Regions from separate parts of the Homo sapiens genome. Here region 1 is linked to region 2. Evidence: chromatin loops called from intact Hi-C (ENCODE). Cell type or tissue: dorsolateral prefrontal cortex. All regions are shown on one strand. Each heading gives the region's core, and the rest is flanking DNA. Links, peaks and the distances in the headings are about the cores only. Region 1 overlaps EFCAB6 (EF-hand calcium binding domain 6). Region 2 holds the start of LOC105373053 (a long non-coding RNA gene).

Region 1 (16,360 bases), core at 4,457-12,456, 410 kb after region 2:
AAAATGGTACAGATGCTTTGGAATAGAATTTGAGAATTTCTCAAAAAGTTAAACATAGAGTTGCCATACGGCCAAGCAATTTCACTCCCAGGTATATACCCAAGGGAACTGAAAACATACATCCATCAAAAAAAAGTTGTACTTAAATATTCATAGCAGCATTATTCACAATAGACAAGAAGTGGAAACAACCCAAACTTCCATCAGTGGGTGAGTGGATAAACAAAAAGTGGTAGATCTGTTCAGTGGACTATTATTCAGCCCTAAAAAGGAATGAAGTCCAGATTCATGCAGTAACATGGATCAACCTTGAAAACATTATGCTAAGGCAAACCCCCAAAACCACATACTGTATCATTCCATTTATATAAAATGTCCATAACAGGCAAATCTAGAGACAGAAAGTAGGTTAGTGGGTGGCAGGGAAGGGGAAGCAGGGGCTAAAAAAAAGAAAATAGATTGGCAGTTGCCAGGAACTGGAAGAAGGGAGGAATGGGACTGCTGATGGATACAGAGTTTCTTTTAGAGGTGACAAAAATGTTCTGGGATTAGATAATGGTGATAGTTGCACAACTTTGTAAATATACTAAAAGAACACTGAATTATACACTTTGAAAGGATGTGAATTTTATGGTATATGAATTATATCACAATTAGAAAAAAGGAGGAAGAGAAGGAGAAGGTGGAGGAGGAAGGGGAAGACAGAGATGCAGCAGCAGCACTGGGTGAGCCAAGGGAGACGTTGCTTCCGTGGGCACCTTTGGCAAAGGTAGTTCCCTTTCAATAATTTCTAAGGCAATATGTTTACTTGACAGTTATTTAGATTATGATTTAAAGACCTTAGGGGAAGCAGGGCAAAAGCAAGACATCCAGATGTATCCCAGTGAGTCACAGCGGTGTCCTGCTTACCATCAGCCAGGCTCACGCCCCCACTGTCAGAGCTAACTTGGCTGTGCTCCTACTGCAGCAGACCTAATGCTCAGCGGTCACGACACTGTTACATGCCTTCGTGATTTTTAATTCGTAGATACTGCCAGTCTGTGGCAATGAGGAGTTTGGCTTATTAGTGTTTCAGAAAATAAGGGGAATTTTAGTCTGACTCATTCCTTTTTGGCTACTCTCAACGTAAGAGTGAATTAAGGAGGCCAAGCTCCAGTTCTACAAGGAAGTTTACAGCATAATTGTCTGAGGCTCCTAAGTTGGCTAACCTTCACACACACACACACACACACACACACACACACACAAAAGTCTTCCTACCAGGTTCCATGTATTAAATGCAAGTGTAAAATTATTAAATATTCAAAAATAGATGGATGTGGATGGCACTATACGAGTATACAGAATCAGACTAGATGATGCTTCTGAAGTCCTCAATTTGAAGAATCACAAAGTTTACAGGGTTGAAGAAATGAATAAGAATTTTTTTTAATGTGCAAGAAATCCACATTGGCTAGTACTTTGCTTTCCCTCTCTGGGCAGGCACCGACTCTGCCTTGCACTGTACAGTCTAGAGACCTGTCTTATTTGCCACAGTCAGGTGGCAGGTCCTGTACGTAAGAACCACCTCATGGCTTATACCATAAGAGCCCTAGAGCCTCAGCAATCCCACACACATCCTTCTTGGGCTGGATTAATTTAACTGAATTGAATCTTTACAGAGGTAAACTTCCAGAATTATACCGAAAAACAAAGCTTGGTTTGTGTTCACACAGTCAACACATATTTACTCAGTTCCTTTCTAGGAGTCTGGAGATCAATGAACAAAATATGTAAACTCCTGGACCTTGTGGATCTTATACTGTAGAAATGGAAGGCAGGCAATAAACAAATTAATCATACAAGTGAATCAGATCTACGGAGACCAGTGGAGCAGAGAAGAATAGAAGACATTAAGCAAAGATCTAAAGGAGACCAAGAGGGGAACCATGCAGTTAGGAAGACAAGGAAGAAACAGGCGGCCAGATGAAGGACAGCCTTGCAGGCCAGTGTGAGGCTTGGCTCTTATTGTGATACCTGACATGTGAAACCTCTAGGGGGTTAGTGCAGAGGAGATGATCTGGCCTCTGGGTTAAAGGAATATCTCTGGCTGTATGTCACGAATAGGCTTACAGGTGCAAGGGAGGAAATGAAGACAGAAGTCTTCTGCAATAATCCGTGCAAGAGAAGACAGCGGCTCAGACCATGTGGTTTTTGTAAAAGTATTGAGAAGTGATCAGATTCCAGCCACATTCTGAAGGAGGAGTCCATCATACTCTGGTAGATTTGATTCAGCATGCAAAAGAAAGGTTGGGTGGAATGACCATTACCTGAGATGGGAAAGACTGCAGGTAGAACAGGTTTACAGAAGATCAACACTTCCATTTTGGACATTCAAGTTTAAGATGCCTGTTGGGTATCCAAGTAGATATACTGAATAGGTCACTGAATACATGAGTTTGAGTTCAAGGGACAGATTGGGGCTGAAGATAAAAGTTTGAGAATCCCAGCACTTTGGGAGGCCAGGGTGGGCAGATTGCTCGAGCTCAAGAGTTCAAGACCAGCCTGGGCGATATGGCAAAACCCTGTCACTACAAAAATACAAAAATGAGCCAGGTGTGGTGGTGCACACCTATAGTCCCAGCTACGCAGGAGGCTGAGGTGGGAGGATCGCTTAAACCCGGCAGGTGGAGGTTGCAGTGAGCGGAGACCACACCACTGCACTTCAGCCTGGGTGATAGAAGTGAGACTGCCTCAAAAAAAAAAAAAAAGTTTCGGAATTGCCAACATATCATGTATATAAAGGCATGATATGAGATAGTCCCATCAAGAAAGTAGGTGCAAAAAAAGAAAAGGTCAAAGGGCTGAGCCTTGGGGTCCTCCAACGTTCACCGTTGAAGGAGATGAAGAAGAACCAGCAAAGGAGACTGAGAAAGACCAGAGGCCACAGTCCTAGAAACCATGAGAAGAATAAGTTCTAAGGAGGAGGGTTGATGGTGAGTGTCAAATGCCACCGTAATAAGGGCTTCGGTTTGAGTGAGCCCTAAGGCACCACCGAGGACCCTGATAGTAACAATGTTGGGGGAATGGTGGGGGAAAACCTGTCTAAGTGAGTTCCTGAACAATTCAGAGGAGAACGAGTGACAGTAAATAGAGACAGCAGTTTCAAAGAACTCTGCTGTAATGGGGAGAAACAGTAGAGCTGAGAGACAGTGTGATGACTGGTCTCAGGAGACATTTCTTCAAGATGGGAGAATCAGCAGCATGTCTGAACACTCATGACGGCAACCTAGTAGCAGGGCAAAGAGAAACGCAGCAGGAGAGAAAGAAGAGCCTCGCTGGTTCCCACGGTTGGCCAATGGAGATGGGATCCCATGGACAAGTAGCAGGATGAGCCTTCATGGTGACAAAAGAGAAGCTGGAGAATGTGGATTCAGGTGTGGTGATGGGAGCCTGTGGCAGCTCCCTTCTGATTCTGCTTTCTCCTTGAACTAGGAAGTCAGGTCATCAGCAGCGAGTGAGGCTGGAAGAAGTGAGGCTCAGGATTGAGATCACAGGACACAGAATGAAACACTGTCTAGAAGAGAAGGCAAGTCGGGGAGTGGGAGAGGTGAAGTGACAGCCAGGGAACTGTAAGAGCCATCTGAGGTTCATGGACACGAACCTGTGGTTGTGTGTTTTTCTCCAGCCATGTTCAGCAGCACAGGTAGGCAAAAAGTTGGGTTTAATTTGGGCCAGGGTCTTGACAGGCAAGTGTGATACCACAAGTCAAGGGTGTGTGCAAGGGAAGTGGAGATGTGCACATCTTGGCCAGGAAGGAGCACAAAGAGTGATGGGAATTATCTGTGTAGCTGAAATAATAAAACAAGATTGAAGAAATTAAGAGACAAGAAACTCAGCCTGATGAGGAATTTTAAGAAGGCAAATACATTATCTAACTCAATTATTTATTGGGGACTCGCGGAGTCAAGAAATGTGCTAATATTTATGAAACTTATAGTTATCATTTAACTCTTCCCACCCCCAGTTATTCTTCTTCCCACATCATAGGTGAGGAAATTAATGTTCAGAGCAGGCCAGTGACTTGCCCTGGGCTACATGACTGCGGTGCCCCAAGGCTGGAGACTAAGCCTCTCTCTTCCAGAACCAGAAGACATGCTCTTCCCCGATATCAAGTTCACATGGTTGTCAATGACCAAAGCTTTCCTGTCTCTTTTTACAAAATCAATAACACGTTCCTTAAGAGCAGCCGAAAGTCACTGGCTGCCCAGGGTTGTGTGACGGGGACACTCAGTCTCACGCATTACCCGGCTCTCTAAGCACGTGGGGAACATCCACTGTTACTGCATTCCTTGTTGCAGTGATTGCTGATGCACAGAACCGTTCTCTTTATTTTATCCATAAATTCACTTCCTAATAACAATAAGGCATGCCAGGGCTTTGGCCTCATGCCTTATTACACCACCTGAGGAGTAAGATAATCACCCGGAAATGCACTGCCTGTTGTGCATTTTATTACTTGAATACAAAGTGATTCAATTCAAGAAACACTTAGTTGAAGACAGCATGAAAAAAAAATAATCATATGAAAAGTAATTCCTCCTAATGCCACAGAGTACACTGCAGGGAGTACTCTTCCAGAGGGAGAATGGTCTGGATGACCTGTTGGGTCTCCTCTAGTTCTAATTTCTACCAACTGCGGGATCATAAAAGCTAGTGAGACTTCAATTACAATATGAAGATTCCAAAGGGCCAGATCTGGATCGTTCTGAAAATGGAGCCTATTGGGTGTTCTACCTAAACATTCTTGGTATAAGCATTTTCTAAGCAACCATTCTCTCAACCATCCATTATTCAGCAAACACTGTAGGCCACTGCAGGCATTGGCTAGGGTCTAGGAAGAGAAAGAAATATAACCCACCCTGACCCTCTAGTCACTCACCATTTAACTCAGAATGTTAAAGAAAATGGCAATATGTTGCAAAAGGAAAGAACAAGGCATCCCCGCAGCATCTCCAACTAACACTACTGTAGCCTGGAGAAATTCAGCATTGCTCTGTGGGGTACCTGTCTGACTAGAGACTAACACTACTCTGTGGGGTACCCATCTGGCTAGAGTGGGTGAGAGTGTGAACTCTATCACTCTATCTCCACGGTCAGATTAAAGACTTCTCCCAACAGACACCATCCATCGGTTCATCTGAAGGGGAGAAAGAGCTATTCCATTTGTAGATTCCTCAAGCAGAAATAACATGATTTGTTATTGTTATTAATACCATTGTTTTTAAATGCATTTATTTTCCATTTTTAAAAATGGATTTTCAAAGGGCCGTGAAAGCAAGCATATAGCTTTAAAACGGTGGTTCTCAAAAGTGTGGTGCCTGAACCAGCACTTTGAGACCTTTTTTCAGAAATGTACATTTCCAGGCTCCACCCAGACAAACTGACTCTCTGGGGGATGGGGCCCAGCCATCTGTATTTAATAAGCTTGAGACCAGTGCTTTAGAAGAACCTGAAGTTGATTGATAAGTATGAGTTTATAGGTTTTGCCTTTAAAGAGGTTCATGTGTAAAGTTTCCCACTTTATATCAAAATGAAGTTAAAAGCCAGCCGCAAACATTACGTTTAGGTCCTTCAACTAGCAATAACCGAGCATCTATTTTGCTGGGCACTGGGTGTTATCTCATTTAATCATCAACCATGTGACAACCTTGTGAGTTAGACACTATTATCCATATTTTTAGAGGTGGAAAAATTAAATGCCAGAGAGAAAAGGTCAAATTTACTCAGTAACAGTGAAGCCAAGACCCAAACTCCGGTGAATTTAATCCTTGGCTTTTTGTCCAATTGTGCCAGCATGTGTATGTGTGTATGCATTTGCCTACATGCATGTGAGTGATTTGTGTGTATTCGTATGTAAACAGATAAGAGTAATGAAGTTTTCATATATTTGATATGGCAGTAAGAAAATCTGTGTATCAATCCACAAGAATAGATAACTTGAGTTTGCAAAACGGTTTAACAATTCTGCAACCTACTCAAGAGAACATGTAGAAAATTAAAAGCAAGCCATCTACATACAGTTCTAATCAAATATGAGGATTCCAGCATTCGTGCCACCAACATTTGAAGACCAGTCCCTCCTCCCCCATTCCAGTCTCATACTGCCTTAATATCTTAGACAGACTCTACTGGCAACCCCTAGTCTATTGTTCTAAACATAGGAATTATAAGAATGCAAGTTGATTTACAAATATATTCCAAATGATAGGGTATCACAAAAAACAATTTAGCCAGTCATCTGAATTCAATTTAGCAGAAAAATCTGAGCTTATAAACTGACCTGCCTCCACAGCTAGGCAACACTATGGCCACGCATTTGGGACACAGTCTCCCTCCACCAAGGAGCTCCCCAGGCCCTGTACAGCCCCTTGCCCTGCCCGAACCTCATCGTCACAGACAGTCTACCCTCACACACTGTAAGACCCACCCCCACAAACCTAGAAATCAAATGAAAAACAACAAACTGCGGAAAGTGAATATATTTTAATGGAGTAGGATATCACTGCTATAACTGGTAACTAGAAAATATGTAGAAATATCAGAACACGTTTAGGACAATGTCAAGAGAACAAGTACAGTGGGGCATACACTATGAATACAACGATATAAAAATATATTGTCACAAATAGACAGGGACTAGAAGATATGACAAAAATTGCTACCTGGGGACGATGGAGACATTGATCTTTTTATGTTAAATGTTCTTTAATAACCGTGTCATGGCATGTTCTAGACATCATGCCTACCAGTGCCCACTAGGCAGGAGAGGAGCTGCCTCCTGCCCACATCTCCCCTCTCACGGCCCCATGGGTCCCTCGGCCCTGCTCCACCCCAGCCGATTCCTCTGCCTTGAGACCTCCTGGAACATCACTTTCTGGAGAGGCTTCTCTGACCACCCTGCATCTTCCTTGCAGAGTCTCTCACACAGCCTGCACTTCTCCGGCACTGTACATACCCCAACTTCGCATTACACTTTTAGTTGGGAAATTATGAACTCCATTATAAGCTCCATGAAATAAAAGGGTGTGTTTACACCACTCTACCCCCAGCCCCGAAGTACTCAGCACGTAACTGCTGCTCCAAATTACTGACAAATAAATGGTTTTCACAGCCCTGCCATTCAGACAGCACTCGCCTCCCAACACACACACACACACACACACTACACACTCACCACATACTCTCACCATACACAGTCACCACACACAATACACACTCACCACACATACACCACACACACACACACCCCTTCATCACACACGTACCACACACAACTCACCCCCCACAGAAACACACACACCACACACAACTCACCCCCCACAGAAACACACACACCACAGACCACTTACCCCCCACAGACACACACACCACACACACAGAGTAGCACACATGCACACCACATGTCCTTCTACTCCTGTATTTTATTGATGAGTCTCTCTTTTTCCCACCATTCAGGGTAGAAGTTTCCACGCCATCCACAATTCCTCACTCATCCCTCTACTGAGAACTGGTGGCCAGTGTCAGCCAGGTTTCCTTAATGAACACCCTCGACCCCATGACTGTTCAATGTCTGTCTTCCCTGTCAGACTATTAATGCCGTGGGAGCCAGGGTCGGGTTTGATCATGTGCTCAGCACGTCAACCTCCAAAAAATGATGAATGTTAAGTTGAACTAAATTAAGTAATTGTGTTTTGTATTAGTTTACACTAGCATGAATGTCTTGCTGCCCCAAATACAGAGCCTAAAGAAAAAAGCTTATACTGTTTTGTTTGTAATACTCCTTTATCATGGATATAAAAGTCTAATTTCAGGAGCTATCTCAGAAATTCACTATTACCTCATGAATATCATCAGACCCACCACACCTGATGTGATGACAGACACAGATACGGCAACCGAGAAAAAACAAGTCGTGTCAGAAACACTGACCACAAGTGTGCTGTCAAACATCTCAAAACAGTTGCACTCGAAGCCTTTTAAAATGTAAGAGCTGCAGACAATTACGCTCTCTCCCAGCTCCTATAAGCAGACAAGGAGGGCTGAGCACATCCTATTTATAGTCAAGCCAAATCCAAGCAAGTCCTCAGCTCCTGCAAAGTTGCATGTTTTCCCAGCTTCAGGGTTCAGGAACTAGAAGTCTTGCTGCTGCTGCCACCTATTGCAGGAAATGTGAATCTAGGTTCAAGAAAAGCTGGATTGTCGAGTGGGCCCTGCTGTCTCGCAGTGACGTGGATGGAATCATTCTCTGAACTCACTGCAGTTGTCTAGTATTTCCATTCATGCTGAGCACCAAATTAAGGTCATCCACTGTTAAAATGTATAAGCCAATGCTTGCTGATGTGATATATATGAGAATGCCTAAAAATTTTGGCCCAGGAGTCAGCACTCAGTAAATGCTTGTTGCCTGGATGACGGACACAAACCAGATAGAAGTGGCAATGGTAACATGATCAACTTTTAAAGCACCTTTCTCTTGAGACCTGAAGCCCCACACAATGACCTGGCCGCCTACTGTGCAAAAGCTGTATCAGTGAGCACAGATGCTCAGGGAGGAGGAGCATCTCACCTGGCTTTGGTACTGCCTGAGAGGGTGCTGCTGCCTTTGGGAGCATTTGTTTTGGTGCTATTTCGTTTCATGCCCTTCAAGATAAAATATTTCTGACTTTGGGAATGCTGAAAAATAAGAGAGCAATGGGGTTAGCACAGATTGGCGGACAGATTTTCTTATTCGGCCTATGCAAGCTACAAGAATGGAGCCTTTGGGTTTGTCAAACAATCCAGCAATTTGCAAGCTACCGGAGAACTGTGTAGGAAACCTTAGGCAAATCACGTGAATTTCACACTAAATTGTAGGATTCTCAGGGGGAGAGATTTTATGTGACCACTGTACAAGCATCACTTCTCTTTTCATGTCTCAATCCAATACACACACACACATGCACACACACACACACACCCCTACTGTGGTCCCTTCTGTCTTCCTCACAACAACCAGCATAATCATTTCAAATGCTGATCTCCTCGTGTTACTTCCTTGCTTAGAACACTCCAATTGCCTCCTAGTGCTATTAGAACCAAGACCAAAGTCCTTGGTGTCTTTGTGGCTGCAGCACAGGCCCTCCCCTGCTTCTCTGCTGCCATCCTCCCCCGGCTCCCTCTGCCTCAACCACACTGGCAGTCCCTCAAATGTGCTCATTCCCAAGCAAGAGATTTTTTCTCTTCACCTGCTGTAACCTCTACTTAGACCACCTATTCCTCGCCCCTCTCTGACTAATGAATGCCTCTTTCTCCTAACAATCAATGGTTCTCACACTTGAGTGGACATCAGGATCACCTGGACAGCCTGTTAGAAACAGATTGCTGGGCCCACTCCAGATTCCCATTCCAGTCCTGGGTTGGGGTGGGGCCTAAGAATTTGCATTGCTGGCCAGGCACAGTGGCTCACACCTGTAATCCCAGCACTTCGGGAGGCCAAGACAGGTGAATCACAAGGTCAGGAGTTCAAGACCAGCCTGGCCAAGATGGTGAAACCCCATCTCTACTAAAAATACAAAATTTAGCCAGGTGTGGTGGCGGGTGCCCATAATCCCAGTTACTTGGGAGGCGGAGGTTGCAGTGAGCCAAGATTGTGCCACTGCACTCCAGCCTGGGCAATAGAGCGAGACTCCATCTCAAAAAAAAAAAAAGAATTTGCATTGCTGACCCGTTCCCAGGAGATGCTGGTGCTGCTGGGCAGGACATCACTCTGAGAACTGAGGCCCTAAATTTCAGTTCAAATGCCACTTCTTCAGGGAGCCTTCCTTGACACCTCATGCTAGGCTGGCTTCCCTTCCACGCTTTCACAACGACCTCTGTTGTCCTTCATAGCCTTAGTCCAGTTTGTAATGATGTAGCTATTGGGATAAGTCTTTGATTAAGGCTTGTCTCCCACTAGACTTTCAGTTCCCTAAAGACTAGAGCCAAGGCAACTGACATCATCACTACGTCTCCAGACCCGAGGCCAGTGACTGGTGTTCAGAGGTATTCAGAATGAACGCATGAGTGGATTTGCTTCAGCTGCTGAAGCCTGACAACACAAGGTAGACAATGCCTGCCTGTGGCCTCCTGCCTGGAGTCCTCTCTCTAATCAGTCAGCAAGTGATGTCAATTTTACTTGGAGAACACCTCTTAAATCTATCTTCTGCCTCTCTGCATCCCTGAGGTCACTGTCCAGTTCATGTGCACTCTTGAGATTACAGAAACAGCCTCTGATCACTTCTGGGTCTCCAACTTCACCTCTGATTCATCCTCCTCTGTTGCAGGATTTACCTTTCTACAGCACAGGCATAATTATGGTACTCCCTTGATAAAAATACACAATGCAGCTGGGAGCAGTGGCTCACACCTTTAACCCCAGCACTTTGGGAGGCCAAGGCTGGAGGATCGATTGCTTGAGGCCAAAAGTTCAAGACTAGCATGGGCAACATAGTGAGACCTCGTCTTTACAAAAAAAAAAAAATTTTAATCAGCCAGGTAGGGTGGTGTGCCTGCAGTCCCAGGTGCTCAGGAGGCTGAGATGGGAGGATCACTTGAGCCCAGGAGTTCAAGGTTGCAGTGAGCTATGATCACACTGCTGCACTCCAGCCTGGGTAACAGAATGAGAATCTGTCTCCACACACACACACACACACACACACACACAAACATGTACAATATCAAATTATACATGTGTTAAAATTTCATAGGATTATTCACCAAGGAAAAAGATATGCACACTGTTAAAAACTAGTGAAATGTGAATGAAGTCTTTAGTTAATATTGACTTTAGTTAAATTGATGTTGTACCAGTGTCAATTTCCCAGTTTCAATAATTACAGTTATTCTATAAGATATTATCACTGGGAGATGTTGGAAGTACACAGGAACACAGTACTAATTTTATAACCTTTATGTGAATCTAAAATTATTTCAAAATAAAGTTTTTTAAAAACATGCAATAGTCCAGTTCCAAAATGGCAGCATAGAAGCAAGCTGGCTTCACTCTCACCTGAAAACCAAAGTAAATATACAGTGCCGACATTATCATCAGGAATATCCCAGAACTCTCATATGAAGACGAAACAGATCTTGGGGCCACAGCTATGAGGGGACAGTAAAAGAATTCAACTTCCACATCCACAACGCCCCTCCCCCCATTCTGCCTGGCACCAAGCATGCAAGAAATTTTCCCCCAATTCACTGTTTCTACACTGGGAAAAGTGAGATTGAGGTGGACAACCAGCTTCTCCACCATCTTGGGTTCGCTGGCAGGAGACCTATCCCTGCCTTAATCCATCACAAGTGCCTGAAGGGAGAAACATCCCTGAGGACAGACAGAGGTAAAGAGGGGGAGGTGGGACTACCATCTCCAGCTCTTGAAAAACTGCTCTCTAACTCAACAAAAGGAGACACCAAATCAGAGTGTATTTTCAGCAGTCACATGCTGTAGGAGGTTTGTCCTACTGGTCGCCTGGACACAAACCCTACCCAACCTTCCCACGCTGCTGGGACATCCCCTTTGGGACCTCCCCCATTCAGGAAGGTCAGCATTCCAAGCAGTTACTAGAGTCAAGGTGAACCTGAGCTCAAGGTACCAACAACTACAGCGGAAAAGGAGGCAGCAACCTAGCAGTAAAGAACCTCTAAGAAAATATACCCAAAGAAAACAAGCAAGAAGTCCAGAGAAGACTGGAATAGATAACTTCGATGCAAAAACATAGATGTACATCCACAAAAAAGACAGCAGCAAACAGAGAATCATGATTTCCCCAAGCAAACAAAGCAAGGAATCAGTAACTGATCCTAATGAAACAGTGATATTTGAGCTGTCTATCCAAGAATTCAAAATAGCAATTTTAAGGAAACTCTGTGATTTCCAAGATAACACAGAAAATCAATTCAGAACTTTATCAGAGAAATTTAGCAGAGATTGAGATAAATTTTTTAAAAATCAAGTGGAAATCTTGGAACTGAGAAATACATTTGCTGAACTGAAAAATTCATTAACGGCTACCAACAGCAAAATGGATCAAGAAAAGGAAAGAAGCAGTTAACTTGAAGACAGACTATTTGAAAACACACTCAGAGGAGAAAAATGAAAAAAAAGAATGAAAAGCAATGAAGATCACCTATAAGATATAGAAAATTTCCTCAAAAGATGAGATTTTAAAAAATGATTAGTATTCAAGGGAATTGAGCAAGAGCAAGGGGTACAAAGCTTATTCAAATAAATAATAACAGAAAACCTTCCAAGACTTGAGAAAGATATAAATATCCAGGTACACAAAGGTCAGAGAACAAACAGATTTGACCCAAATAAGACTATTCCAAGGCATATAATAAACTCCAAGTCAAAAACTAGAGAGAATCCTAAAAACGGCAAGAGGAAAAAAAACAAATAACATATAAAGGTGCTCCCATTCATCTGGCAACAGACTTCTTAACAGAAATCATATAGCCAGGAGGGAAGGGAACAAATTTTCAAAGTTCTAAAAGAAAAGAAAAGACACTGTCATCCAAGAATATTATATCCAGCAAAGTTATCCTTCAAATATGAAGAACAGATAAAGTCTTTCCCAGACAAACAAAAGTTGAGAGAATTCACCACCACCAGACCTGTCTTACAAGAAATGCCAAAGGAATTCAATCTGAAAGAAAGAAAACACTAACATTCAGAAAAAAAACAAAAGATATAAAACATGCTGGTAAAATTAAGTACACAGACAAACCTGGGATACTCTAATACTGGAATTGTGATGTGCAATCTACTCGTAACTCTAGCATGAAGCCCAAAAGAGAAATCTCTTAAAAACAATAATAGCTACTACAACCTGTTGAGATAGGTAATATAAAAGTATGTAAATTGAGACAATTAAAAGTCAAAATGTGGAACAGATAGAATTAGTGTAGAGTTTTTTCATTTCTTGTTTGTTTATATTCTTTTTTCTGACCTAAGATGAGCTGTCATCTTTTTAAAATAATTTGTTATATCTATAAGATGTTTCTGTAAGCCTCATGGTAACTATAATGCAAAAACCTAAAAAGCAATGGACTAAAACATATTACCAGAGAAAATCAACCACAAGGGAAGACAGTAAGAAAGGAAGGAAGGGACGACTTAAAACAAACAGAAAAAAGCAACAAAATGGCAACAGTAAGTTCTTACTCATCAACAATAACACTGAATGTTCATTGACTCGGTTCTCCAATTAAAAAGCATAGAGTGGCTGAATGGATTAAGAAACAACACCCAACAATATGCTGCCTATAAGAAACCCACTTCACCTATAAAGACTCGTATAGACTGAAAGTGAAGGGATGGAAAGGATATTCCATGCAAATGAAAACCAAAATAAGAGCAGGAATAGCTTTACTTGTATCAGATAAAATAGACTACAAATCAAAGATTATCAAGCAGTGTGAAAAAGAGGTGAGATGTCCCCTGAACTGACAAGAGGCTGTGTGCTGCTACATCCTGCAACCAGCACCGACATCCCACTGCCATCATCACCATGCCCAAGAGAAAGGTTGAATAGGACATGAAAGAAGATAAAACCAGCTGGGTGGCTCACGCCTGTAATCCCAGCACTTTGGAGGCCAAGGCGGGTGGATCACCTGAGGTCAGGAGTTCAAGACCAGCCTGACCAACATGGCGAAACCCTATCTCTACTAAAACTATGAAAAATTAGCCAGGCATGGTGGGGAGTGCCTGTAATCCCAGCTACTCAGGGAGGCTGAAGCAGGAGAATTGCTTGAACCCAGGAGGCAGAGGTTGCAGTGAGCCTAGATCATGCCACTGCACTTCAACCTGGGTGACAGAGCAAGACTCTATCTCAAAAAAAAAAAAAGATAAAACCAAGATGAAGGACAAATCACAGAGATCTGCAAGCTTGTCTGCTAAACCTGCTCCTCCAAAGCCAGAGCCCAAGCCTAAAAGGGCCCCTACAAAGAAGAGAGAGAAGGTACACAAAGGGAAAAAGGGAAAAGCTGATATTGGCAAGGAGGAGAATAACCCTGCACAACATGGAGATGCCAAAACAGACCGGGCACAGAAAGCTGAATGTGTTGGAGATGCCAAGTGAAGTGTGTGCATTTTTAATAACTGTGTACCTCTGATGACTGTACAGTTTGAAATACTATTTTTAATCAAGTTTTATAAAAATGCAGAAGCTATATTGTTAGCACACAGAACACTTCATTGTTGTCTTTTGGGGAAGGAGCCTATGTCACTAATAGAATGTCTTCAAAACTAGACTGATGTGGAAAAAACACCTTTCTCTTCTAGTTTTGAGAGACTTCCTCTTGGCTCCCACAAGGAGGGATTTCCTGGCTTTGACACACATAGCCACTTTAGCATGAAAGCCTTAAGGAGGGGAAAACAAATTTATTTTTATGTCCTCTTTTCTCTTTCCACCTTCAGCATACACTTAACTCCCTTAAACCGAGATACCTGTTGGGACCTGACCCTCAATAATTGATTATCAGCGTGTCAGGCAATCTGGACTTTCCAGTGAAACCACTGAGATGGTGCCCCTCAAAAGAGCAGCGGTTCTCTTTCTGGGTTGTGGATCTTTAGACAAATTCTCCCATTTTCATTTCACTTCCTGAAAGTCATGCTTGGGTCATGAAAAGTTGTTCAACCCTCACTCTAAACTTTCCCTGTTCAGAGCATCAAATGAAAACTTCATAGGGTTTGATAGGGGCTTTCTGATTTTTGATAGTCGGTTGAAGAAGGGAGTTTGAAAGTTGTTAAATACTGTTAATGATTGTCTGCCCATGTCCTGCTGAAATACCGTGATTGGTTATGGAAAGTATCTTTAATAAAGCTGGGTATAGTTTGGCTTGGGAAAAAAATCAAAACCTATCAAAAAAGAAAAAGAAGGTCACTATATAATGATAAAGGGATCAATTCAGCAAGAGGATATAACAATTATAAATATATATGCACACCATGCCAGAGCTCACAAAGACCTGAAGTTAAACATTACTAGATCTAAAAGGAGAGACAGATTGCAATACAATAATATTAGGATACTTCAAAATGCTTCACTCTCGGTAATGAATAGATCATCCACATAGAAAGTCAACAAAGAAACACTGCCATTAAACTACAGACTAGACCTAATAGGGCTAACTGATATTTACAGAACATTTCACCCACTGCTTCAGAATACGCATTTCATTTCCTTTTTCTTTCTTTAGAGATGGGGTCTTGCTGTATTGCCCAGATTGGACTCAAAACTCCTGGGCTCAAGTGATCTTCCCCTCAGCCTCCCAAGTATCTAGGATTATAGACACGCACCACTGTATCCAGCTAGAATGACATATTCTTTTCATCAGCACATGGAATATTCTCCAGAATAGACCACATCTTAGGCCACAAAACAAGTCTCAACAAATTCAAAAAAGTAGAAATCATATCAAGTATCTTTTATGATCACAATGGAATAAAACTATAAATCAATAACAAAAGGAACCTCAGAAACTCACAAACACATGGAAATTAAACAACACACTCCTGAATGACCGATGAATCAATGAAGAAATTAAGAAGGACATTTTTAAATTTCTTGAAATAAATGAAATGAAAATCCAACACACCAAAGTCTATGGGCTACAGCAAAAGCAGTACTAAGAAGGAAGTTTATAATAATAAATGCCTATGTCAAAAAAAATAGAAAGACTTCAAAAAAACAACCTAATGATGCACTTCAAGGAGCTAGAAAAGCCAGAACAAAGCAAACCCAAAAGTAGTAGAAGGAAAGATATTATAAAGATCAGTGACTGGACACGGTGGCTCACACCTGTAATCCCAGCACTTTGGGAGGCTGAGGTGGAGGATTGCTTGAGGCCAGGAGTTCAAAACCAGCCTGGGCAATATGGCAAGATCCCATTTCTACAAAAACTTTTTTTAAAAAATTAGCTGGGAATGGTGGTGGCACGCACCTGCAGTCCTAGCTACTTAGGAAGCTGAGGCAGTATTGCTTGAGCTCAGCAGTTTGAGGCTGCAGTGAGCTATGATCCTGCTACTGCACTTCAGCCTGGGCAACAGAGCCCTGCCTCAAAAAAAAAAAAAAAAAAAATCAGAGGATAAATAAACACAATTGAGACAAGAAAAAATACAGAGAATCAATGAAACATGATTTGGTTTTTTGAAAAGATAAAGTCAACAAACCTTTGGTTAGACTAAGAAAAAAAGAGAGAAGACCCAAGTTGGAAGAGAAGAAGTCAAATTAGCCTTGTTCACAGATGACATGATCTTATATTTAGAAAAAAACCAAACACTCCACCAAAAACCTGT
Region 2 (16,360 bases), core at 5,702-13,701:
TACGTGTATTTAGAGTTCTAGAAGGAGCTAACAGAATAGGAGAACGGGCAATACACGAAGAGGTAATGGCTGATACTTTTGTGAAATTATACATAACAAATCTCAGATCCAGGAAGCCCAGTGAATCCCAAGCAAGATAAATAAAAAGAAATTCACATTTACATACATCCCAAGAAAACTATGGAACATCAGAGAAAAAGAGATGTTGAAAGCATCTGGCTAGGCGCCGTGGCTCACACCTGTAATCCCAGCACTTTGGGAGGCCGAGGTGGGCAGATCACCTGAGGTCAGGAGTCCAAGGCCATCCTGGCCAACATGGTGAAACACTGTCTCTACTAAAAATACAAAAATTAGCCTGGCATGGCGGTGGGCACTTATAATCCCAGCTACTGGGAAGACTGAGGCAGGAGAATCACTTGAACTCATGTGGCGGAGGTTGCAGTGAGCCGAGATCACCCCATTGCACTCCAGCCTGGGCAACAAGAGTGAAACTACGCCTCAAAAACAAACAAACAAACAAAAGCCCCCCAAAACAAAACAAGACAAGCAAACAAACAAAAAAACTCTAAAGGATCATTTACAGCTGATGTATCACTATCCTCAATGGAAACCAGGAGACAGTGGAATTATATCTTTCATGTGCTGGAAAAAAAACAACGGTCAACTTAGAACTCTTTACTATCCTACTGAACTGAGGGTGAAATGAAGACATATTCAGACAAAAAGAAATGGTGAGATTTTACCTCCAAAAGATCTTCACTAAGGACACATTTAAATGTAATGTAGTTCAGACAGAATCAAAATTATTCCAGAGAAAAGGCAAGGCATACAAGAAGGAACAATGGGCACATATGTTGGAAACATTTGATGGAAAACTAAACAACAACGGAGTATAGGACTCCACGATAATAATGCCTAACTTATGGTAGGAAAAATGGGCTAGTATTAAAATACTGGACAATACCATATAATATGGGACGGATGCTCAAAATTCAAGTTGTGAATGTCTTTCCATTATTTGGGGAGAAGGCAAATATATTAAGTTTAGACTTTGTTAAGTGCTCAGTGTTAAGATAGCTAGAGTAAGCACTAAAAACTAGTCATAGAGCTGATAACTTCTAAATAATTAGAAAGAAAAAATAGGATAAGAAAAAGAAGATAAAAATCTCAAATGATACAAAGGAAGATTAGAAAGGGGGCTGAGGGTAGGAAATATAGAATGAATAGAAAATACATTATGAGACCATGGAAATTAATCTACATTTATGTTGTCAGTAATTCATATTAAAGGACTAAACACTTTAGTTGAAAGATGACTGTCTGAATGAATTTTAAAAACAGAGATTATGTTCTGTTTACAAGAGAGCATAATCCCATACCTCAAACATAGGAACCAAGAACTGTTGAAAGTCCAAGTATAGAAAAAATATGTGGCCGGGCACAGTGGCTCACGTCTGTAATCCCAGCACTTTGGGAGATTGAGGCAGGTGGATCACCTGAGGTTGGGAGTTCGAGACCAGCCTAAAAAACATGGAGAAACCCCGTCTTTACTAAAGAGACAAAAAATTAGCCAGGTGTGGTGGTGCACACCTGTAATCCCAGCTACTCGGGAGGCTTAGGCAAGAGAATCGCTTGAACCCAGGGGGTGGAGGTTGCAGTGAGCTGAGATCGTGCCATTGCACTCCATTATCTAGTGATCCAGAGTCACTAGATAATGGTGGAAGGCTCAATTCACCAGGAAGCTGTACCAGTTCTCAATTTATATATAATATCATCATAGCTGCAAAAAATATAAAGCAAAAATGGAAGGGACAAGAATAGATATCTCCACCTTTAGGATGGGATATTTTTAGGCCATTTTGGTGAAGAAATCAAAGATTTGAGGAACACAATGACAAGTTTCATATAATCAACATGTAGCATATGAAACCCCGAAATGGGGGAGAACACATTCTTTTCAAGCATGCATGGGACATTTGGAAAGTATCATAGACTATAAAGCTAACCTCAATGCACGTCCAAGATCAGGCTGGTAGGTCGGATCTCCTGGGAGTCAGGCTCTGAGATGGGGATTGGGGTGCAGGAATTTTATTTGGGAACATTCCTTGGATCAGCACTTGTGGAATGCATGGGATGAGACAGGTCTGCACAGATGGAGAGGTGGAGCAGCAATGCAATACCCACGGAAGCCTCTGCCAGCTCCGCAGAGAGTGCTGGAGCTGGGTAGTCCTTCAGAAGGGTGTGAGTTGGTAAGGAACCAGGCCTTTACATTCTCACCCTGAGCAGCCATTGCATGCAGGCTGCTCATTGAAGGAGGCATGGTCTTGACTGGGCAAGTCAATTTCCTCAGCCCACATAACTTCCTAAGAGAGCAGACAGCTGGGGGCCATCCTCCAGCAGCTCTCGCAGCAGCTGGGGGACTAAGTCCTTCGTTCCGGAAGAGGAAGCTGTGCTGTAGTCATAGCTTCCACCACAATGTGTACACAGACTATATTCTCTGATCACAATCTAAACAAGTTAGATGTTAATAACCAAAAAGACAACAAGCAAATGCCTGTACTTTAGGAAAAACAGTACATCCAAACAACTCGCGGTCCAAAAACGAAATCACAACTAAAATTAGAAAATACTTAGAATTGAGCATTCACAAAAATGTTTTGCATCACGACTTGTGAGATCCAACCAAAGCAGTATTTAGAGGAGTGTTTATAATCTTAAATGCTTGTATTGGCAAATAAGAAATGCTTCATGGCCCAGGTGTGGTGGCTCACGTCTGTAATCTCAGAACTTTGAGAGGCCGAGGTGGGTGGATTGCTTGAGCCCAGGAGTTCGAGACCAGCCTGGGCAACCTGGCAAAACCATGTCTCTACAAAAAATACAAGAATTAGCTGGGCATGGTGGTGCACACCTGTAGTCCCAGTTACTTTGGAGGCTGAGGCAGGAGGATTGCTTGAGCCCAGGAGGTGAAAGTTACAGTGAGCTGAGATGGTGCCACTGCACTCCAGCATGGGCAAAAGAGAAAGACTCTGTCTCAAAAATAAAACAAAAGAAGAAGAAAAAAGAAATGCTTCAAATGAACGAACTAAGCATCTGACTTAAAAGTTAAAATAAGAACAGCAGAATAAACCCCAAGATATTAAAAGGAATCAAATGTTAAGAACAGAAATTAGGGCCAGGCGTGGTGGCTCATGTCTATAATCCCAGCAGTTTGGGAGGCCAAGGTGGGCAGATCATGAGGTCAGGAGATTGAGACCATCCTGGTTAACACAGGTGAAACCCCGTCTCTACTAAAAATACAAAAAAATTAGCCAGGCATGGTGGTGTGCACCTGTAGTCCCAGCTACTCAGGAGGCTGAGGCGGGAGAATGGCATAAACCTGGGAGGTGGAGCTTGCAGTGAGCCGAGATCATGCCACTGCACTCCAGCCTGGGTGACAGAGCGAGACTCCATCTAAAAAAAAAGCACAGAAATTAATGACGTAGAAAACAAACCTAAATGGTTGGGAATGGTGGCTTACACCTGTAATCCCGCACTTTGAGAGGCCGAGGCAGGTGGATCACTTGAGACCAGGAGTTCAAGACCAGCTTGGCCAACATGGCAAAACCCTGTCTCTGCTAAAAAATACAAAAATAAGCCAGGCGTGGTGGTGGGCACCTGTAGTCCCAGCTACTCGGGAGGCTGAGGCAGGAGAATCACTTGAACCCAGGAGTTGGGAGGCTGCAGTGAGCTGAGATCACACCACTGTACTCCAGCTTGGGCAACAGAGTGAGATGCCATCACACAAAAAAACAAAAAACAAACAAACAAACAAAAAAACCGGAAAACAAACCTAAGTAGGGAAGAGAATCAAAGACAAAATATTATTTTTTGAAAGGACTAAAAAATTATAAAAATCTCTTACAAGTTTAAGACATAAGAGAGAGCACAGATAAACAATACTAGGGATGAAAGAAGGGACATAATTCTAGATTTTTCATAGAGTAAATGAATAATATTAAATATCACAAGACTGTTATAAGTGACTGTATGCCAATACATAAGAAGTCTTAAACAAAATTGCCAAATTCCTAGAAAAATACAATTTACTGAAGTTGACTCAAGAAAAAACAGAAAACCTGAAAGGTCCTATAATCACTTAATACATTAATTTAGTAGTTTAAAATCTTCCTATAAAGAAAACGTCTGTCCCAGATGACAATTCCAGATATGTGAATTTGGAATTCACCAAATTAATAGCCCAGCTCTCTCTGGAAGATGGTGGGATGAACCAAATCCTAATTTGGCTAAACAGTCAAAGAACAAATCAGTTCAAGCTTACCCAAATTTCTACTCCACAGTGGAGAAACACAGTCAACACTTACCAGTTTACCTTATTCGGTTAGCATAAGCTGGCTAATCAGATGATGACAGTACAATAAAGAAAACTTTCAAGTCAATTTTACCCATGAGCATAGATTCCAAGAATTCTTGAAAATTATTAGCACAGTGAATTCAGCAATAATAATAAAAAATACAGTACAGGCCGGGTGCAGTGGCTCACGCCTATAATCCCAGCACTTTGGGAGGCCGAGGCAGGTGAATTGCCCGAGCTCAGGAGATTGAGACCACCTGGGCAACATGGTAAAACCCGTCTCTACTAAAAATACAAAAAATTAGCCAGGTGTGGTGGCAGGCGCCTGTAGTCCCAGCTACTTGGGAGACTGAGGCAGGAGAATCTCTTGGACCCTGGAGGCAGAGGTTGCAGTGAGCCGAGATCGTGCCACTGCACTCCAGCCTGGGCTACAGAGTGAGACTCCATCTCAAAGAAAAAAAAAACAAAAACAAAAAACCCCAGCATATTATGATGAAGTTATGTTTATCTTATGAATGCAATTCCTATTATTAGGAAATTAATTAATATAATTCATTCCATTAACAGCTTAAAGAAAAAACACATAATCATTGCAATAGGACCTGGGTGACATCAGGCACTATTGTTCACCTGGTTGAGGTTTGGGAGACTTTACGACTTATACTGTGGGCAGGAGATAGTGGAGGGGCCCCGTCTATGGGAATCGGGTGGGAAACTGAGAAGGGTGTGCATGGAAGTGGCAATGATTATGAATCTGGCTTTGGACAAAATAGGATAGGAGGTAGTACTCTACGCGCCCCCTTCCTGCTTTTTGGGGCCTGGAGAGGAAACCCAAGTTATCTAAATGGCTTGACTCTTCCTCTCCCTCTGCCCACACCCACCCCCATCTCGCTATCTCACTGTAAGTCTCTTCTGTGATTATTATCACCTGGGGGTTGCAACCTCCAAAGCCTACAGTGGCCAGACAGGTGGCAAAAATGTATAACGTGGGCTGAGCGTAAAAAATATTAGATATTACACAGTTTACATATAATGCATTTTGGTTGCATGCTTCTTAAAAATTGCCTTCTGTCACCTGAAGAAAATTGTTTCTGATTTTTTTTCTTCAAATAGGCAGACTTCTCTGCCCAGCTTTCTTTCCTGCACACTTGATGGGGCAAGGAAATACTCCCTCGCTGTAAAAAGCACATCAGTGAAGCCCAGTGCTCGACAGCAGCTGACCTGGGCCCCCAGAGCTGGGGATGCAGCAGGGAGCGGTGAAGCCTGTAGCAAACTGAAGAGTGTGTGTCCCAATCCGAAATCACAGCCCAGATGTAGTTCAAGGCAATTTTTGTCATCTTAAAAAACGGGCCTGGGGAGAATCCACAGAGTTTGGTGATGAGTTGGATGGGAGATGTGGGGTTAAGGAGCTCAGAGAAGTTTTGGGAGATGCCAGGTTTCAGGCTGGGGGTCTCTGTGCAGTGGTGCCTCCCACTGACAGAAGACAGAGAGGGAAGGGCAATGGCTTTGGACAAACTGAGTTTGCAACTGGCTGTAGGACATCCTGGGGGCTGTCGTGGGTGGGTCAGGGCTCCAGGAGGCAGCCCATTCTCTCTGGAAGACGGTGGGACGAACCAATACGGCCTCTGAGTCTGACTCTGCGTCTACCTCAGGCAAATTGCGTCAGCCTCTGGAGTCTCCTTTTCTTCTGCACGGAGGCAGTGATACCATGAAGCCTCCACTTCTGTGAAATGGAGACTTGGACCTGGTCAGTGGTTCCGTGCTTCTTTTGATTATTCGCCGCACCCCAGCCTGGCAGAGGCACTTGATGTTATCCGGAGCCTGGGCTGCCTGGGTGGGGACACAAGCCTCCATTTCACAGAAGAAGTGGAGTCTTTCATGCACCAAGGCAGCGGAGGGGGCAGGACACAGCCTGGGCCCCTCGCAGACCCTAGAGGTCCCCGACGTGGCCCCTTCCTCCTCTGAGCCTTGCTGGCTGCAACCGCCCAGTCGTTCTCAGCAGGGATGGAAGAAGCCTCAGTGCGAAGCCCGGCGATGGCCGGGGCGCTGCTGCCCTCGTGTGGCCGACATGGAGAGGTGCCGGTTATGATGAGCAGGGAGTGATTTTCTGGCGAAACGCGGCCGCACGGCTCAGGCTGTTCCACTGACAAACTGCAGCTGACTCTCCCTGTTGACCGGGGTTTGATTCCAGCACTGCCCAGCTGGAACCCAGCACTGCGTGACACTGGGAATGTCTCTTTTCTGGGCCTCAGTTTCCCCAGCTGGAAAATGATGGAAGCAGGGGTTTTATGGGGGCTAAGTGAAGTCACGGATGTGAGAGTACCAAGCATTGTGCAAGGTGGTTGGTGTGTGCACGGTCCAAATTTGCCCATCCAGTCTTTCTTTCTCTTTCTTACTCTTTCTTTCTTTCTCTCTCTTTCTTTCTTTTCTTTCTTTCTTCTTTCTTTCTTTTCCTTCCTTTTCTTTCTTCTTTCTTTTCCTTCCTTCCTTCCTTCCTCCCTCCCTCCCTCCCTCCCTCCCTCTTTCTTTCTTCTTCTTTTCTTTCTTTCTTTCTTTCTCTTTCTTTTCTCTCTCTCTTTCCTTTCTTTCTTTGTTTTCTTTCTTTCTTCTTTCTTCCTTTTCCTTCCTTCCTCCCTCCCTCCCTCTTTCTTTCTTCTTTCTTTCTTTCTTCCTTTCTTTTCTCTCTCTTTCTTTCTTTCCTCTCTCTCTCTTTCTTTCTTTCCTCTCTCTCTCTTTCTTTCTTTCCTTCTTTCTTTCTTTTCAGAGTTTCGCTTTTGTTGCCCAGGCTGGAGTTCAATGGTGCTATCTCAGCTCACTGTAACCTCCGCCTCCCAGGTTCAAGCGATTCTCCTGCCTCAGCCTCCCAAGTAGCTGGGATTACAGTCACACACCACCACACCCAGCTAATTTTTTGTATTTAGTAGATACAGGGTTTCAGCATGTTGGTCAGGCTGGTCTCGAACTCCTGACCTCAGGTGATCCACCCGCCTCAGCCTCCCAAAGTGCTGGGATTACAGGAGTGAGCCACTGCGCCCGGCCTGCCCATCCATTATTCATCCATCATCTGGGGAGGCTGACAAGGTCCAGCCTGGGCAGCCATCTCCATCAGGGCTAACTCTGTGAGCACCAATTCCCCCGAGGCACTCTGCCCTCTGCTGACGGGATCATCTCGTCTTACCTGCCACCACCTGGGAGGCAGGTGTCACCGACATCCACATGGGAATGAGACAGGACAGCAGTGGGTGAGTGAGGTGACCTGCCCAAGGGCACAAGGCTTTGAAAACAGCAGTGGTGGGTTGGGAGCTGGACTCGAACCTGGCCTGTCTTTTCCACCACTTTTAGAGAAGTGCAGGACTCACACATAGGAGGGCTTTGGATTCCAGCTCAAGGAGGGTCTGCAGGTTACAGTGAGGGCCCGAAACTCAGAAAGCGAGGGGGCCTGCCCAGCAGTCTGGCCCGCGGAGCCCTCCCAGCTGCCCATGGATTGCATCACTGTCCCAAGGGGAGACAGGGCTGTCCTGCCGGCTGCCTCTTTGAGTCACCGTGTGGCCAGGGAGTCCTGCTGGCCTCCACAGTCACCGCCAAACCATTTTGGCCTTGGTCTTTCAAAGCCAGGTCATTTTGGGAAAACTGAGGACATCCAGCACCATGGAGGGGCGTGTGTGTCTCTGCACTGGCTGATGAAGGGAGGTGGGTGGGGAGAGTTAGAGTGCTTCGATCAACCTTGACCTTTAGACCAGCCGGTCTGACCTCTCATTATATAGACAGGCAGGGAAACTGAGGCCAGGGAGGAGATGGCAATTTGTAGGGGGCCCAGGCATGCTATGTTTTACTGCAGGCCCCTCTTCTGTTATGAAGGATGGTGGGCTAGTTTGCTGAAAAGGGAGGTGAGCAGAGGCAGAGGAAGGTGGTCTCTCGGGGACAGTGTCTGAGGACTCCGTTCTGTCTGCTTGTCGTTTTAGACAAGAGAGTCTGCAGCTCTTGCAGGGGGCCTGGTGTAACCCCTATAACCCCTAGCAGTGGTTGCAACCTGCTGAAACCAGCCTTTGGGGAAAGAGCTGCTCCCTGGACCCTTGTGAGGGAGGGGGTTGGAGGCTATTTCTGCAAACTGGCAGTGGGTCTATTGGGGACCCTGCACCTTCCCAGCCTCCTGGGGCCTGGACGACCCGGGTCCCTATCTGAGCCCCACCTTCTCTTGCTGTGTGATATTAGGGGAGTCACTGCACCTCTCTGAGCCTCCTCTGTAATATAGCAATGAATCCTACCTTGCAGAACTGGTGAGGAGATCATCTTAAACCGTGCTCCGTTCTCTCCTTCTCCACTAAGCGTGATTGTGCTTGCAATTAAATGGTTCTTTGTGTAATAAGTTGTTTAATCTCAGCCGCCGGTCCTCAGAGCCTGCAGGGACCATGAACATCTTGTTGGTCACCATGTCACTGGGCTGCCCCGCTGCACATTTGGGGAGTGAATGGAGATTTTTAGTCTGACACACCTCCAACATGTAAAAACGTCATGTCTGGGAAAAACACCTGAAACAGCTGTTGGGAGAAACTTGTGGGGAGGAGGATGTCGCGCCCCCGGCGGGAGCCCGGGACACATTGCCCAGGGCTGCAGACCGCTGTGCCCGTCTCAGTCTGGAAGGACCAAGGAGATGAGTGGGCACCAGCGTGCACTTCTCGCTTGCGTCCAGCAGGTGGCGCCCGCCGGCCAGTGGGGCCTGCAAGGAGGGCGGCTAGGCGGGAGGGCTCTGGGTGTTGTCAAGGTCGCCCCATCCCAGTGCATTCGTGTTTGGGGGTGTGTCTGCTCACAGCTCCCTGAAAGGAGCAGCGCACTTTTGTTCTTCCCTCTAGAGCCAGCTCCAGGTCGACAGCTTCAAGGGGGGCCCAGGTGGAAGTGACAGCCCCTGGTTGGAGCCCGGCCCCGGGTCTGGCTGGGGCAGGTGCTGGAACGTGGGAGCCAGAATGTTGGCATGAGGCAGGGGAGGCCAGGAAGCCAGGGATCCAGGGTGGGGGAAGGAGGGAGGAGCCATGGGTCACATGTTTCATTTGTTAAAACTGAATAAATGTATAAAAGTATAAAAGAATGCTTTTGAGGGGTAATTGGGTGCACCTGATAGGAAGGAAGGTGGAAAGAAATCTAAGCCGTACAAAAAGCATTCGGTAAAAACTAGGTCTCTTTGCTCCCTCCCTCCCCACCTCCCCACCCCAGAGGCCCCCAGAGGCCCCTTGGCTTCTGAAACATTCTTCCAGAGAATCTACCCAGGGGTGTGTGTGTGTGTCTGTGTGTGTGTAGGGGTGCTGCAAAGAGCCTGTTTGCTATAATTGTGTGGGAAGAAATAGTTTCATCTTGAAAACCCCTTAGCCAGAAAGATTCGGGTCCTTCTAGAGAAAAACCTTCTAGGGAGTTTTTAGGGTGGGAGACACTGAGTGGGTTCTTTAGGGTCCGGGTCCCAGTGCTAGCGCCCTTCACCAGGGGACAGTGCTTTGTAGTTTGCAAAGTCCCCTTTTGTGTTTTACACTTGAAATGGACTTTGGTCCTCCCAGCAGCTCAGGCTGGGGGTGTTAGTTTTCCCCATTGCACAGATGGAGACCAGGGCCAGAGAGATTAAGGGACAGCTACGTGCCACACAGCTGGTGACAGAGGCTAGAGTGTGGATCAGGGCATCCTGACCCCTCCGCCTGCCATGGTGATTTTCCAGATGGTTAGGGGAAGGCAGGAGGAGTTGTAGGGTTGGAGGAGGGAATCTGGCCTGTGTTCCCAGGGAGCCGGCAGGCACCAATCAGCTGACCCTGCTTAATTTAAGCCCTTCAAACTTATGGGTTCCTAAAGCCACTTGGAGTCAGCCTTCAAAATGCTCTCCTGTTCTCCCTCCTCCTCCTTCTCCCTCCTCCCTCTTCCCCCTTGTCAGGAATCTGTAAGAAGAGGGGAGAGTGGATTATAATGGCCCCCCGCGGAACTCACCTGCCATGAAAGGGTGTTAAATAACACGCAATTTACATGTCTTCCCTGTAGGAAATTATAGAATCAGAGCTTTCAAATTAGCAATAGATTTTTCTAATTGAATCTCTTTCCCGTATGGCAGGTGAAGTGAGAAATGATCAGGTAGTTCAGTTTCCCCTGCAAATGGACCACCAGACAATTGAAGGAATTAAATGCTTCTTAAAAGTGCAGGTAAAATTGTTGTTATTTTCTGGGAAGTTTGTCTGCCTAAAGATATTGCAGGTGCATTTGTGTCCATGTGATCACTGTGTGACAAGATGAAGGGTGTCTGCACCCAAAGAGGAGAATGATATGGAGGAAAGTGGATCTGGAAAACAGAAACTGGGGTGGGTGCTCCTGGGCCACCTCCCGCCTCTCCCACCAGCTCTTAGCTCAGAGCCAGGCTCTGGGCCTTGCTCTGGAGCCTCTCAGTCATTTTGACCTTTCTGAGCCTCAGTTTCTTCCTCTGTAAAAGGTGACCATAGCATGGATATGGTTCATGTGAGGAAGGAACAAGACAAAGCCTGTGCAGTACTTAACACAGTGCCCGGCACATAGTAGGTGTTCAATACACAAACATATCTCTATACTACCACTACTAATTCTTCTTCCTGTCATTGCTATTTGTTTGCCTGGTGGATTCATTGTCCATTGGTGCAAAATAAATTAGCACAATACTTGGAGGCTTACAGCAAAACACATTTATGATCTCCTGGTCTCTGTGGGGCAGGAGGCTGCACCGTGTCTTCAGGTCCTTTGCTCTAGGGTCTTTTTTTTTTTTTTTTTTTTTTTGAGACAGAGTCTTGCTCTGTCACCCAGGCTGGAGTGCAGTGGTGTGATCTTGGCTTACTGCAACTTCTGCCTCCTGGGTTCAAGCGATTCTCCTGTCTCATCTTCCTGAGTAGCTGGGATTACAGGTACATGCCACCATGCCTGGCTAATTTTTGTATTTTTAATAGAGACAGGGTTTCACCATGTTGGCCAGGCTGGTCTTGAACTCCTGACCTCATGTGATCTGCCCACCCCAGCCTCCCAAAGTGCTGGAATTACAGGTGTGAACCACTGCACCCGGCCAAGCTCTAGGGTCTTTGACAAGGCTACAATCAGGGTGGGAGAACAGGGTCTGCAATCTCACCTGAAAGCACCACCGGGGAAGGATCTGCTTCCTAACTCACATGGTTCTGGCAGAATTCAGCTCCCTGCAGACTGTTGGACTGGAGGACCTCAGCTCCTCAGCTCCTGGCCCCATGGGCCTCTCCACAATGGCAGTTGCTTCATCACTGCTGGCAAGATGGAGGCCATACACTTACATCACCTCATTGCAGAAATGACATTGTCCCATCACCTTTGGTGTACCCCATTGGCTAGAACCGAGTGTCCACACTCCAGAGGAAGTGTGTGACTACTGGGAGGCAGACATTGCCGAGGGCCTCTTAGACTCGGCCCAACACAGTAATCACCAGGGGCCCAAGGCAGAAGTTTCGTCAGAAGAAAAGGTGGTACCTGAGCCGGTCATGGTTCCTTGCCAGGTGGGGTGACCCAAACCTTCATTCCTAACGAGTCTGGGCTCTCAGTCCTGCCTTAACAGGGTTGTTGTGGTTTCTGTTGACTTTTTTCCAGTCCTGATTCTGCTGTCAAGGACCTGGGCCCTCTCCAGACTCAGGGCACTTTGACCCTGGGGATGTCACTTTGACCCAAGCCCTGATAGGTTGCTCTATACCTGTGATGCTCTTTGCTGTGGTGACTCAGCAGGACTCCTAGTCCTTTAGGGCAGGAGAAATCTCACTGGGAGAATCATCCACCTCAAACCAAACCTGCACCCAGGAAAACCTCTTGATTTTGATTAGAATCAAACCTTCCTAACCAAATTTAGCACTTATGACATCTGTCTCGGAAACATTGACCTTGGGAGAAAGCCATGGCTAGCAAAGGAAACCCATGGTGGCAGAAGCTAACTTGGGATGTGGCTGGAAACTGTTCGGAGGATGAAGTCTTCAGTGGAAACGTCACAGGGGGAAATATGGATGCCAGTGAAAATAAGTTCAGTGAAATGGAAATGAACATACAAATAATAAGTTAGAAACTGTTTGAAACACACTCGATAGAAGACCAGCCAAGGAACTAAATTCACGTAAGGAGCTTCCATCTGCAAAATACTTGCTCATGAAAAAGATACAATGCTGACAAAATTCTGATTAAAATTAAATGTGGCCAGGCATGGTGGCTCACGCCTATAATCCCAGCACTTTGGGAGGCCGAGGCAGGTGGATCACCTGAAGTCAGGAGTTCAAGACCAGGCCTGGCCAAGATGGTGAAACCCCGTCTCCACTAAAAATACAAAAATTAGCCAGGCGTGGTGGTGGGTGCCTGTAATCCCAGCTACTCAGGAGGCTGAGGCAGGAGAATTGCCTGGACCCGGGAGGCGGAGGTTGCAGTGAGCTGAGATTGTGCCACTGCACTCCAGCCTGGGCAACAGAGGAAGACTCCGTCTCAAAAAAAAAAAAAAAAATTAAATGTGATTCATAGACAAGGAGGAAGGCCTGGCCAGGAACCCCATTCTTCCTCGAGCCCACGTGCTGCCCCACCAAGCCCCGCTCCGTTCCCTCCAGTGCATGGGGCTCCCTGGGATCTGGCAGCTGTCCTGACCCAGGGATTGTCCCATTCCCAGGGAGAGGGACTTGATGGCAAACCCAGGGCTCCCCAGGTGTCATGGGGCAGATGCTCCCTTCCCAGGGCCCCTCAGGTAGGGGGATTGGGAGTGGGGTGCTCAGGGCTGGAGCAATAACCAGGGTCCTGGGGCGGAGATCCAGGCACAGACACCAGGTGGCCCTGCTGGGGGCTCACGTATGAACATGCAAGTGCAAAAGCCCAGAGCAGGAGACAGCAGGTGCCCAGGCTCAGCCGGGGGTCACTGTGGTAGGGACCTTGCCAGATGGTGGGCAGCTTGAAGCAGCAAGGAATGAGTAAAGTCTGTAAAAGGAGAGAGAGAGAGAGAGAGAGAGAACGAGAGAGAGAGAGAACAACAGCACACGTATGTGTGTGCCGGAGTCAGTAGTGGGTGGGGAGGAATGACCATCAAGCCTTTACCATGTCCTTACCTGGCCTCTGTGATCTACTAGAGACCCCAAGACAGTCCCAGGTGGAAGGTATTATTATTTGCCATTTTACAGATGAAGATCCAGGCTCGGGGAGTCTCTGCTCCAAGCCTTCACGACAGGCAGGTCCTAAGCCTAGGTCTGTCTGTCTTTCTGTGTCTCCAAAACTCCCTCAAGAACATGGCCGTCAGGCCCAGTCTTCCTGTGGGATCCTTTCTTGGGATGAAATCTTCCCTCCCTCAAGTATCCCTCTAATGAAAAGCACCCTTGTCTTACCCCTGGAAACTCTCTTTCTCTATTTCTTCCTCCACCCCCAACCCTTGGCTTCACCCTCCTGTGGCCCTTTGTCCCAGGCCTCAGCCTCCAGCCCTTTCCCAGCCTGGGCCGGGCCACTGCCACCCCTCTATTCCCCACTCCCCTTTCCCCTGCTGGGCCCCTCTCAGGAGGCCCCCGGTGAGGTCATCCCTGTGTCAACAGGAGCTGCACAATGGGGCCGGCCTCTTTCTGCTGAAGAGGGAGAATTGGGGTGGGGGAGAAAAAGGCAGGAGACTCTGCAATTACAGGGTCCACAATGGGGCCGTAGTCGAGGGGGCTGGACTGGGTGGCGGGGGGGGGACCTCTGCTAATTAGAGCCGCTGCATGGGGACTCTGTGGTGGGGGAGGGGCTGTGGGCCAGGCAGGGCCTGGGAAGATCAGCCCAGGTGGGTCCTGACGTTCCTAGTTCAATTGTTCGTTCGTTCATCTGTGCCGTAAATATTGCCTGAGCACCTACTATGTGTCAGGCACTGTGTGAAACACCAAGGACACAGCAGGGACCTCAGGGATGGGGCCCTACCCTGATGGAGCCAACCCCGTAGAGGGTAAGACAGAAAGTAAACAGATAAACACACACAACAGATAAATGTGTGCCAGACTTTCAAGACGAGTCGAGTGCCATGAAGGAAATAAAATATCATGAAATCTCAGAGCAGTAGGGGTGTGTGTGGGGTGGGGAAGCAATATTAGCAAGGTGATCAGGGTGGGCTTCTTGGAGGAGGTGATATCTGAGGTGAGATCTGGAAAGCAAGACATGGCAGCCATGTCACAACCAGGGGAGAAATGTTCTGGGCAGAGGACATAGCAGTTCAGTGCAAAGGCCCTGAGGCAGGAACACCCCTGGCATGTGTGAGACCAGAAACATGGTGGGTGTGGCAGGAGAGCAGTGGGTTGGGAAGAGGGGTGGATGGTGGAGAAGGGGAGCTGTGAACAGCTGTGGTGTCATGGAGCTGGCTCTCATCATGCATGACAGTCATCTGTGCATAGCTATTCCCGACACTGCTTAGGTTGGTAGCTTGTGGTAGCTTGAAATCGATCATAGTGGGAGTATTTACACCATGGAAATTGGCAGATGATACAAATCAGGGTTTCTTTATTTTTTTATTTTTGAGACAGAGTCTTGCTCTGTCACCCAGGCTGGAGTGCAGTGGCACAATCTCAGCTCACTGCAACCTCCGCCTCCTGGGTTCAAGCGATTCTCCTGCCTCAGCCTCTTCAGTAGCTGGGATTACAGGCATGCACCACCACACCTGGCTAATATTTGTATTTTTAGTAGAGACAGGGTTTCACCATGTTGGCCAGGCTGGTCTCGAACTCCTGACCTCAGGTGATGCACCCACCTTGGCCTCCCAAAGTGCTGGGATTACAGGCGTGAGCCACCGGGCCTGGCCAAATCAGGGTTTCGAGCGAGATGGCGGGAGACGGAGAATGCATAGGTGTGTAAGAGCATTTTTTCTCTACTATTCACAAATCCAAGGAGTGAAGGGCTAATGAGACTGACATTAATGAAGCTTCTACTGTGTGCTGACACCTCCTAGACCCCTTCATGCACCTTTTCCCATTTAATTCTTGCAAAGAGGTCCAGAGAGGTTAAACAGCATGACCAAGGTGGCCCAGCTCTTACATCAGGGAGTCAGCTCTTGAGCTTATGTGTGCCTGACCCCCTCACCAGGCTCTTCCCACTTTGCCAGGCCTTTTTGCTCCCACATCCACCCTTCTTCATAAGCCAGCTGCATGCTATAGCACTCATCAAAGCCTTTCTCATGTAAGAGCTGGTGTGGGGGACCTGGATGGGGCAATGATAACAGGCACAGCTAATTTCCATTGAGTGCTTACCACCTGCTTGCTGCTGCCTGGAACTCCATCTTGGGTACTTTTTTCCACAGTCCTGTGGCACAGGGCCTGATGTTATCAGCCTCATTTTACAGATGAAGAAACTGAGGCTCAGAGAGGATGCCAGGCCTCCCCTAGGTGCCATGGTTCTCACCACACAGATGAGGGAATGAGGCTGGATCCCAGCTCCTCCTGAATCGCAGGCAGCCTTGGCCAGCAGGCTGCTGGGCTTTCTCTGCCTCCCTTCTTCTTCCTGCTTGTTCCAAGATATGTCATCCTGCCAAGCGCTGGGGCTTAAGGCAGTCGAGACGAGAGTTGGGTCTTGGGGAAATTCTGGGCAGGAGAATGCTGGTGGGGGGGGCTCTGAGAGCAGAGGGGGCTCCTTGTGGCTCCCTCCCACCCCAGCCGCTCAGCGTGGATAGTAGAGGTGACCTTGGTACAGACATGGAGTTTCACCAGCCTGGAAGGGAGGGCCTGGATGCCAGGGGCTGGTGATGTTGTCCCTGTTTCCAGCTCTGCCCAGCACGGCTCCAGCCCAGTGTGGGGGGGTCCGATGGGGCTGAAGCCTTGGGAAACTCGAAGGCCTCTCAGTGGAGGGGACAGCTGGGCCAGACATGTGGACCAGTGGGAGGGATAGCTGTCCTGGCTCTGCCTGAGATGGGACCCCAGGGCTGCCAGCCTCCTAAGGGACAGAGACATTGGGATCGGCCCTGGTGAGCCCTGGGTAGGTCCTCGGGAAGCCACCTCCCTACCACAGTAAAGCACTGTGCCCTCCTCCTTTCACCCG

What was found. A loop is a pair of places that touch in the nucleus more often than their neighbours do. Peaks named below come from ENCODE experiments on the same cell type or tissue, not always from the same donor. Only the 100,000 strongest peaks of a DNase experiment are listed, where the experiment ranks them.
Region 1: it touches region 2 in a loop (5-fold over the local background); 33 of 110 quality-filtered maps call a loop at or near these places.

What each region holds. Positions count from the first base shown.
Region 1 is chr22:43,788,637-43,804,996 of GRCh38, forward strand. The region is part of intron 2 of EFCAB6 (EF-hand calcium binding domain 6); the gene reads right to left. It also overlaps the pseudogene HMGN2P9. Among named protein-coding and RNA genes, the nearest start is that of EFCAB6, 15 kb to the right of the region's middle. In dorsolateral prefrontal cortex, for the core only: a CTCF peak has its summit at 8,191 (motif pointing left); a DNase peak (open chromatin) is centred at 8,155; H3K27ac peaks cover 1,523 bases.
Region 2 is chr22:43,379,471-43,395,830 of GRCh38, forward strand. It overlaps LOC105373053 (a long non-coding RNA gene), which reads right to left and starts at 11,937. Exons shown (of 4, transcript XR_938288.3): 1 at 11,834-11,937; 2 at 11,466-11,613; 3 at 8,617-8,749. RefSeq lists enhancers at 8,592-9,170, 9,171-9,749. In dorsolateral prefrontal cortex, for the core only: CTCF peaks have their summits at 6,417 (motif pointing left), 6,636, 9,029 (motif pointing right) and 9,231; DNase peaks (open chromatin) are centred at 6,431 and 9,061; H3K4me3 peaks cover 984 bases; H3K27me3 peaks cover 1,315 bases.